2 separate regions of the Homo sapiens genome follow, and region 2 is linked to region 1. The links are chromatin contacts, found by Hi-C or POLR2A ChIA-PET in ENCODE. All regions are on one chromosome and are shown on one strand. The core of a region is the stretch at or near the end of the contact, and the rest is flanking DNA. Distances in the headings are between cores, read along the strand shown. Region 1 has its middle 6.3 kb from the start of VGLL1. Region 2 overlaps ARHGEF6 (Rac/Cdc42 guanine nucleotide exchange factor 6).

Evidence for each region. Hi-C counts contacts between places; a loop is a spot of excess contacts on that map. ChIA-PET counts read pairs that join two places held with the same protein, here RNA polymerase II (POLR2A). Pooled maps may share reads with other maps.
Region 2: a loop to region 1 is called in a map of Panc1, with 2.8 times the contacts of the local background. The contact joins two enhancer-like sites. A Hi-C loop is called at or near these places in 6 of 168 maps with a recorded cell type or tissue (CD4-positive, alpha-beta T cell, Caco-2, OCI-LY7 and 3 more), 1 of 37 single-sample maps with no recorded cell type and 3 of 50 pooled maps. POLR2A ChIA-PET finds 5 or more read pairs at or near these places in 4 of 52 experiments (H1, HEK293T, activated CD4-positive, alpha-beta T cell and 1 more).

Annotation. Positions count from the first base shown.
Region 1 is chrX:136,523,273-136,528,508 of GRCh38, forward strand. No RefSeq gene overlaps it. Among named protein-coding and RNA genes, the nearest start is that of VGLL1, 6.3 kb to the right of the region's middle. Within about 2 kb of position 2,759, at least 8 of the 41 ENCODE cell types and tissues checked have a DNase peak (open chromatin) inside an H3K27ac peak, as active enhancers do; they include PC-3, where a contact is called at or near this core.
Region 2 is chrX:136,688,847-136,693,512 of GRCh38, forward strand. ARHGEF6 (Rac/Cdc42 guanine nucleotide exchange factor 6) reads right to left here. Exons shown (of 22, transcript NM_004840.3): 10 at 1,764-1,902. Among named protein-coding and RNA genes, the nearest start is that of CD40LG, 43 kb to the left of the region's middle. Within about 2 kb of position 2,370, at least 6 of the 41 ENCODE cell types and tissues checked have a DNase peak (open chromatin) inside an H3K27ac peak, as active enhancers do; they include PC-3, where a contact is called at or near this core.

The DNA of each region.
Region 1 (5,236 bases), core at 1,509-4,008:
AATTAAGCAAAGACCAGTAGCATTATTAGTGTCTTTGGAGGTTTGCACAGATGAACACTGTTCATGCTGAAACATCCTAGTTGACTTGCAGTTATCTTATTACAAATTAGAATTTTTTTATTAAATGCAAGTTTCTCTTAAAATATATTTTAATATATTTAAAGAAATGGTATTTCTTTAAATTAGATTTCATAAAGTGGGTTTGCCGCATCATAACTCAAAATTTATGTATTTATGTAAAATTTATGTAAACAAACTTTAAATTATTTTAAATTTTGATAGATTTTGCCAAATTGCCCTCCAGAAATGTTGAATTAATTTACACTCACAAGAGTATGAGAGTGTTCTATTCCCATATTTTTGTTAATACTAGGTATTACTGACCTTCTAAGCTTTTGCCAATCTAATAGTTGAAAATGGTATCTTATTTTAATTTGTTCTTTCCTGATAAGAAAGTTAAGTATTGTTTTAAATGTTTGTTGACTCTGTATTTCTTCCTTTTTGATTTGGTTGTTCATATCTTTTGCTCAGTTTTTTGATTTGGTTGTTCATATCTTTTGCTCAGTTTCCTGTTGGCTTATTTGCCTTTTTTAATGATTCATAGAAGTTTTTTATATTATGGATAGAAACCATATGGTACTGCAAGTAGATTCTCTCAGTCTGCTCTTTGTCTTGTAACTTTATATTGGTTTTAGGTACACAGAAGCTCACCTTGTGTCAACTGGTAAATCTTTCTCTTTATGACTCCTGAGCTTCATGTCAGAGTTGGAAAGGCCTTCCCCACTTCAATATTACATTTATTGTGATATATTTCCCATACATACATTTCTATATATTATTTTAGCAGTTTAATAGTTTAATTTTTTATGTTTACATCTTTAACCTTATAGTATTTCCTTTCATGCGAAGTATGAGAAACAAATTTGGGTGTGGAGAATTAAGAGCTCAGTTTTAGACATATTAAATTTGAGATGCCTGGGCTGGGCGCAGTGGCTCACTCCTGTAATCCCAGCACTTTGGGAAGCCAAGGCGGGCGGATCGCCTGAGGTTGGGAGTTCGAGACCAGCCTGACCAACGTGGAGAAACCCCGTCTCTACTAAAAATACAAAATTAGCTGGGCGTGGTGGCGCATGCCTGTAATCCCAGCTACTCGGGAGGCTGAGGCAGGAGAATCGCTTGAACCCGGGAGGCAGAGGTTGCGGTGAGCCCAGATCGCGCCATTGCACTCCAGCCTGGGCAAAAAGAGCGAAACTCCGTCTCAAAAAAAAAAAAAAAAAAAAAAAAAAAAAAAAACAGTTTGAGATGCCTATTAGAGGAGACGTCTGGGCTGGAGATGTAAATTTGTGAGCCATAGTTACATAGAAGATACTTAAAACTTTGGGCTCGGATTGTCAAAAGAGAGATTACAGAATCAGAGGAGAGATCCCAGAACCAATCAATCCCTGAGGTAATCTGAGATTTAGGGTTTGAACAAAGGAGACTGAGAAGAAAGCTAGTGAGGTCAGAGAAAAACAGTACAAGGTGGTGCCATAAAGTGAATAAGAGAATGTTTGAAGAAGAAAGAAAACTGATCAACTCTGTTGAATGCCTCTAAGAGATTGAGTAGGATAAAGACAAAGAAGTAGGAATGGATTTAGTAACAGTGAGATGATTGGTGACTTTGACAAAAGTAGATACACTGGAAAATGGAAGTTTAATGGAGTGGGTTTAGGAGTGAATGGAAGTGAGAAGTAGAGATAGTGACCAAACATGGACAAGTTCAAGAAGTTTTGCTACAAAGGGGATCATAAAAATGAAAATAGAGATGTGGGAGGGGTGTAAGAAGCGGGAGATACATGGGCATATTTGAATGAAGATGGGAATGATCCAATAGAGATGGAAAAATTGAGGGGGGAGAGAAAGGGGATAATCAAGTTTTAAGATAGGCCTTAAACCTGATGCTTTTCCCCAATGAATAGCCAGTTGTCTCGATATCATCATTTGATTAATCCATCTGTTCCTCGGTAATTTGAAACCTCTAAAAATATGAAATTCCCATATATATTTGTACTCTATATTCTGTTCCACTGATCTTCCATGACTTGGTCTTCCAAACTGCTAAGACAGTTTTCAAGTTATTTCCATTGCTATTTATCTATTTTATTGAGTTATTTTATTTCAGCAATTATGTTTTCAATTTGTAAGAACTCTGTCTTATTCTCTGATTACTTCTTTTTCATAGCTCACCAATTTTACCCTATGAATGCAATATTATCTTTGACATCTCTCAAGATGCTAATTAGGATTTTTCAAACATATTTGCTTCTGTGTTCCACATTCACTTTTCCCTCAGAAGTCCACTGTTTTGCCTTGTCATCTTAGTGTTTCTGTATCATGCTGTCGGTTTTTCTTAAATGTCTGGTGACTGGCCATTGATACAGAGGTCTAGATTGCTATATTTTGGTAACTGGTTTGGGGTCCTCAGCAGTTATGGAGGTTACCATTCACCTGACAGGCCTCCTCTCTGAATGTGACAGAGATGTGCAGGTGAATGGTTGGGGGTGAGCCAACAGGAGGGCTCCTATTTATGAAATGTGGATTGGATAGGCACATTTGTGTTGCAGTTTGGGTAGCTAGTAGCTTAGAGGTTGGGAAAGCCTCTTATTGGGTGTATACTGCTTTAGAGGACTTAACTGCTAGACCTAGATGGCTTTTGTCTCCATATCCTTATGATGGCCTCTAAATTACCTGGGCAGTCCCACTTCACTCTCCAACCACAAAGTCCCTGGTAGGCTCCCTCTCTATGCAAAAGAAGAGCTTTATTTAGAAAGCTATTCTCACTGGCTATAGCCAGGGGTGAATACTACAGCAAGACACTGTGCACAGAGTTGGAACATGGCCCAGAAGCTTTGGCAGACCTTCGACTCACTTCTCTGCTTTCTGCTCCATGACTCACTCTAGCTTCTAGCCTCTGCAAACTCTGAGCTTTTTCTGGTGCTTCATTTGGAAGATACATGATCATTTCTCCAATATGCTTCTCCTATTTCTATGTTAGCAGGGCACGGGTTCCACATTATAATTTTCAGACATTTCCTACTATTTCAGTGAGGTCACATAACATAGCACAGACCCTAGAGGCCAGACTGCCTGGCTTGGACAAGCTATGTAACTTCTCTGTGGCTCTGTTTACTCAATTTTTAAAAATGAGATAATAATAGTACCTGCCTTATAGAACTATTTAAATGCTTTAATACATGTCAATTGCTTAGTGTATTACCTAGCCCACTGTATTTTTCTGGTCTGCTGGTGATACCTTTTCTGGCTTTCCAGCACTGCTCTAGATTATTTTCTTCTTATTTTTATATTTATTTCGGCATTTTAGTGAGAGTTTGGAACGAACATGAGATTAAATACAGTGGCTTCATTTATCTCCTTAAACTGGAAGCAAGCACTTGTATTTGAAAACATAATGGAATGAACATTCTAAGTTAGTTTTCTAACATTTTGGACTTTACCCTCTCTTGATTTACTTAGAGTAGCTGTAAGAAACCTTAGAGATCATCTAACAGAGCACCCTCACTTAAAAAAATGGGCAAAGGAATGAGAAATAACTTCCCCAAGGTTGAAAATCTATTTAGGAAAAGATCTCAGACTAGAGTCAAGATCTCTTGCCTCCTAGTGCAATTTCCCTACCACTAAAAATAAGTAAATAAATAATGGCTAACACATTTGCCAAGATTAGAAACTCCATTATATCTGCGTGCGTCCTATGTCTTTCCTCCTCTTAGAACAGTGCCTCCTTCTATTGAAAGCCAATCCTTCCACCTGAACTTTGATCCCATCCTCTCCACCTGCTTTCTCCAGAATTTTATATTATTAGTAACACTTTATTTCTGTGGTATATTCAACCTCTTGCTCTAACTGGATCCTTTCCATTGGCCTTTAATGATGTCAATACCTATCCCTTTAAGAAAAAGAAACAAAAAACTCATTTAGCCCGCCGAATCCCATCCCCAGATTCTCTTCTGTCTCTCCACTCTTCCACCTCCAAACTCCTACAAAGTACTCTCCATATTGTCAGTACCAGCTCTTCCTCTCCACTTCTCTCATCCCACTTCAATCTGCCTTTGGCTCAACACTCCAGCAAAGACTTCTCACTAAGGTCACTTATGACCTCCATGCTGCTAAATCCAACAGACATTTTTATTAGACTGTTCTACTTCTCAGCAGCATTTGGTACAGGTGATCAGTTCCTCCATCTTCAAATACATTCTTCTTTAGGCTTTAGGATTCTAGCATCCCTCTGGTTTTTTTCCTACCTCCTTGCCCATTCTTTATAAGTAATGTTTGCTGGCTCATCACTTCCATGTGGCCAGTAAATGTTGCAGTTACACAAAGCTTGGTCTTATCCCTGTTTATGTTTCACTGTCTGCTCTCTCTGGGTAAGTTATAGCCCAAGGCTTTAACAGCCATCTGTATACGGCTGGCCCCTAAATGTATATCTCTAACTCAGATCCCTCTCCTGAATAACTGACTTCTGTTATCACTCAAAATCTACATGCTCAAAATGGAAGTCTTTATTCCCTCTCCTAAACATGACACTCTTCCAGTGTTTCATATCTCCGTGAAAGGCAGACTCATCAATCAACTTATGTAACCCCCAAACCTAGGGATTATCCTGATACCCCCCCTTCCTTATGTCAAATTCAGTACCAAATGTGTCCATTTTCTCTTTTCTTTTATTATTTTCTTTTCTTTTTCCTTCCTTCTTTCCTTCCTTCCTTTCTCCTTCCCTCCCTCCCTCTCCCTCCCTCTCTCTCTCTCTCTCTCTCTCTCTCTCTCTTTCTTTCTTCCTTTTTTTGAGATAGGGTATGACTTTGTCACCCAGGCTAGAGTGCAGTGGCGTGATCATGGCTCACTACAGCCTCAAACTCCAGGGCTCAAGCAATCCTCCCACCTCAGTCTCCTGAGTAGCTGGGATTACAGGCATGAGCCACCATACTCAGCTAATTTTTTAATTTTATATTTTGTAGAGATTGAAATCTCACTATGTTGCCCAGGCTGGTCTCAAACTCCTTATCTGAAGCCATTCTCCTGCCTTGGCCTCCCAAAGTGCTGGGATTACAGGTGTGAGCCACTGCATCCAGCTAATTTTATTTTCTAAATGTCTCTTGAATCCATCCACTTCTCTCTACTTCCAACTCCTTTTCCCCAACCTCCAGATGCAGCTACTGTCGTCTCTTCCCTAGACAATGAG
Region 2 (4,666 bases), core at 1,120-3,619, 170 kb after region 1:
TGCAATTCCGAAAGTGGACAGATTCAAAAACGGCTTAGAGGAATCCATAATTCCATAACTGTTTATGAAGGGAAGACACAGATTCTTATGGGTAGATGTGCACCTAACATTGGGGCATAGGGGATATGTCCTTTGGAACTCAGCTGGAGTAAGGGAAGACTAAATCTCCTGCCCCACTAGTCTCGGGTGATAAAATACAGAGCTGAACAGATTAGGGGCCTGACCCAAGCCAAGAATGACATTGCTCATAAAAAGTAAGGTTGTATTCCTTTACAGTAAAATTTATCCTTATCCAAATCAACTGACAAACAAGAAGTTCAGGCTTTATTCTACTGTTAGCAGCCATGCCAAATGCTCTGAAATCTGCACAAAGTGTCTCACCCAGTGGTGAACTAGTTCTAAAGGCTTGTATTTTCTGATGATGGGAAATGAGAGGCAGCCAAAGACATGTGACCCACAGCAAATGGAAGCAGGAGGAGAACAGGCTCCACTACAAGAAAGACTGAGATATAGGATCCAGGCAGCAGGAGCATCTGGGATTTGTTTCTCCCCAAAATAAGTGCATATTTGCATTTCAACACTGAAAAGTAATAGAAACTGAGGCCACTCGTTTCTGGATTTTTGTGATAAGCAAGGAGGGGCAAACCTCAAACGGTTCAGCAAACTGGTTTAGCTTATGGAAAGGCATCCAGAGGTCAACACCTTCCTGAGCCCTAACTGAAATTTCACACTGACAGGCTTTGCTCACCAGCTCCCCACTGCCTCCGGCTTTCAGGCAGGTCAAATACCCTGAGAATGTGGTTTCGCTCAGAGAACATTCTTTCAATCCTTACAAATGCTGACAAGCCCGGCAGAGTGCGGGTGCACTCTTTTTCTTTAAAGATAATCAAACCCCTTGAAACCTCAAAACCTTTCCCCAGACACAGGAAGAGCAACTAGGGTAAATGCAGCCTCCTCCAGCAGGCCCTCCTCTCCCACCCACACTTAAATCCCCCATGAACAATCACAAAAGAATGGCTCAAGGAGCTAGCTCTGCTGATTGGTTTTTCATAACATGAGGCCTTTGGTTCTTGGTGAAAAAATATTCAATTATCAGGCCTCATTGCAAAATCTTAGAATTTAGAAAAGATTATAGCTATGCTACAACAGTTGCAAGTAAACTGTAGGCTTATAAATAAAAATGTGGGGGGACTCTGATGTACATGCATGATGTGTAGAGAGATACCACTAATATTGTATCCATCCATTAGTCTTTAAGGAATACCAGAATCTTCCACTGTTATCCAGAGTCAGGAAGTTGAATGATGGCAGAATTCTAGAGATAAATATTCCTGTCTATAGTGAACTTGTTCTTTGTACATTCTGATGTTGTTTTGCTCTATCTCCCACAATAAAGTTGGTTAATATACCAGAAACAAAGAAGATTTCTTAGTTGGATTTTGACCAAACTACTGAGAGGGCAAAAGAAAACTCAAGTTAGCAAGTAAGCATAGACTTAAGGGAAGCCACAGGACCAAGGCTTGGAAGAGAAGAGCGAAAAGGGAGAATGATCATTAATATCTAGTAGCAAAGAGTAAGGATCTTATTTTGCTGCATAAAAAGGAAAACTAGAAGCCTGAGAAGAGGGAAGAACAGATAAAGTAAATTTTGAATCCAAGACCTTGATTCCTCTGCAAGGCCATTTTGGAGGCAAATTGGCTGCGTCCTCCAGAGCACAGGACCATACTTGGCACACGAGCTTGAAAAAGTTCACCTTCCCTTACCTCCATATGCCGTTCTAACTCTTGCAAGAGAGTAACATATTTCTCCAGTCGCATGAATGGTTTGCTGAGGTTTGTTGTTAAAATGAGGATACCTGGGCTCGATGCACCTTGATTTTCCATGAATTGTTCCAACTCATCACTAGCAAAAGAACAAATATAATTTTGTTACTGTTGAATATCTCATGTAAAGAATTATCAACCTAAAATTATTTTACTGTATTTCACACAATATAAAGCCAAATAAAAATGTGTTTTACTAGTCCAAATGCTGTTCAATTTGTTTTGGCTCAACTAAATCAGGTTTTATTAAGCTCCTTCTGTAAAATCAGCACCAGGGCTCCTTTGGTGAGCCAGACACTCATGATCCCTGGTGTCACACATTCAACAATTACTGATTGAGCATCTACTAAGTGACAGGCTCTGTTCTCTGATGGGGCTACAGCAGTGAACAAAAAAAAAAAATCCCCACCCTTAAGGAGCCTACATTCATGGGCGTGAGATATACAGTGTATCAGATGACCCAGAACTTAAAGTATAATTTAAAAAATAGATTTTCTTAATCACTTCAAACGTCCTAGTTATTGGCTGGTCAGGTGCCTAAAGATAACAATCCACAAGGTTGTATCACCCACTTGTAATGTTCTAGAATCACTTCCTGCATTTAGATACCAGCATGTTTGTATGACTAACCACAAAGTCACTTAGCCCAATATCAAAAACCAGTGAAGCAGGTTAACCAAACACTTCCATAAGGCAGTAACTTGGTGAAAAAATATATTAATATTTTATGAACTGTGTGCTGTAAATGTCTAATTCTAAGCCAGTGCTTTTTCTGCTGTTTAGCACCGTTCCAAACTGTTTACTTTCCACCAACAGGGATATTGAGTCCTGGGGCTGCAAGATCATTTTGATACATATTTAAGCAAAATATACTTAGAGGAGGAAACCTACTGCCTAAGTGACAGCTTATGTTGAAACTTCTGCTTTATTACATGGCCCTTTTACCTCTTTGGTTGGCCATGCATATCCAGTCAGTCACAAATCTTCTTGGATCTGTTCATTCCTTTCCATTCCTGCTGCCACTGCCTTAGTTCAGGATTTCAGCTCATTCCATCTGGCTCACTTCAATAGACCAACTGTTTTCCTGGCTTCCAGGCTTTTTCCAGGTCCTACAGACTACCATTTTAGCCTCACTGCTTTCCTACCCAAGAGGCTGAGTGCCTACAAGATCAAGTCTTAACTTTTTAAACTCCTACTGGCTCCACCATCTTTCTCACTACTCCCCAGCAGGAAACCCCTAGTGCAAAGTGACCTACTTATTCTCCCTAGAACACGTCTTATGCCATGGTTCCCAACTGTGGTGTGCTGCTATAAGGTGTGAAGTGTGTTCAAAAAACTTGCTATCAGTAATAAAGTACTAGGAGGCTGGAAACAGAGCGGATTGCAGGTTATCCCTGCAATCCCCACCCACACTCTCCCTTCGTGGGCTTTTCTGAGCAGGAGAGAAAAGATGGAGTTTCAGCTAATGCAACAGCAGCCTTGAGTCATGCAGTATGGCACATATGTTGGGCTGGGAATGGCTGCCTTAATGGAGTCTAGATCACATATGAGAGGTCATATCTAGCAATTGCTGCTAATCCTTTTATAAAACTTTTACAAAATTATAGAGACAGGGTTTTGCCATTTTGCCCAGGCTGGTGTCGAACTCCTGGGCTCAAGCAATCCTCCCACCTCGGCCTCCCAAAGTGCTGGGACTACAGGCATGAACCACCGCACCCAGCCTGCTGCTAATCCTTTTATCAGTTTTCGTAGTCTTGTTCCAGAAGTAGCCAAAGGGAGGGAAATGTCCTAGACTTGGAGTCATAAAAGAGAGTTGGCAACCCTGGATGAGTTGCCTGAGCCTCAACTGACTCATGCTTATAAGAGAGATAAAACCTACTTCCTAATAAAATTGCAAAGATTAAATATTGGGGGTTTTAATGCTACTATTTCATGCTAAGAATTGTACATGCATTCATTCTTGTTTAATGACAACAACATTTCAACATAGGTGTTCTCCCCATTTTACAGATGAGAAAACTGAGAGGAAGGGTGATAGTAAGTGGCTACAGTGGGATTCATACTCAGGTCTGAAGCCAAAGCCTCAGGTCTTTTTAGGATGCCATACTGGCTCTCTGCAGGACAGGATTTTGTAAACTTTAAAGTAGTCAGTGGATGCATTATTATTATTATTATCCCAAGACAAATACCTTGCTAAAATCACATCTTTAAAAACTACCAGTACCTGTGGTTTCCAACTTAATGGAAATTCAATTGATGTTCAATTGCCAACCAAGAGCATAAAGTGCATAAAGAGGTTTAAAAATTCATTGCATATAAAATATAATTAGGGAAATAACTCGGGTTTGGAGTGCATTTGAGTAGAAATGTAATTTGGAGAAAATCATTTTCCTAATTTCTTTTCAATTTAGTAAACAAGTTTTATTTTTTCTTTCAGTGACTAAATGACTGCCCGCATCCTCAACATTTTACTCTAATTGATGCAAGAGTGAAAGCAATTAAAAGCAAATGCTAATGTGTACCTTATTATTACCTTCCATGCAGCATTCTAACTTCTAGGCTTGCTAAACATCATAAAACAATTTAAATTTATTTCAGTACAACATGAGATCACTATCTTGGATTAAAACACTGGTTCTTCAGAAAAGATAATTTTACTAGGGCAACAAAAGAACAAAATTGTCCTAAAATGCCTTTTATCTATGATAAATAGATCCTAAAAGACACATTTTATTTAGCCAAATAAACATAATACACAAATTAGTATCATTATACACAAATATAATACATAAATATATATTGTTATACCAAAGAACAATCTGTCTTTTAAATGTAGAATTTTA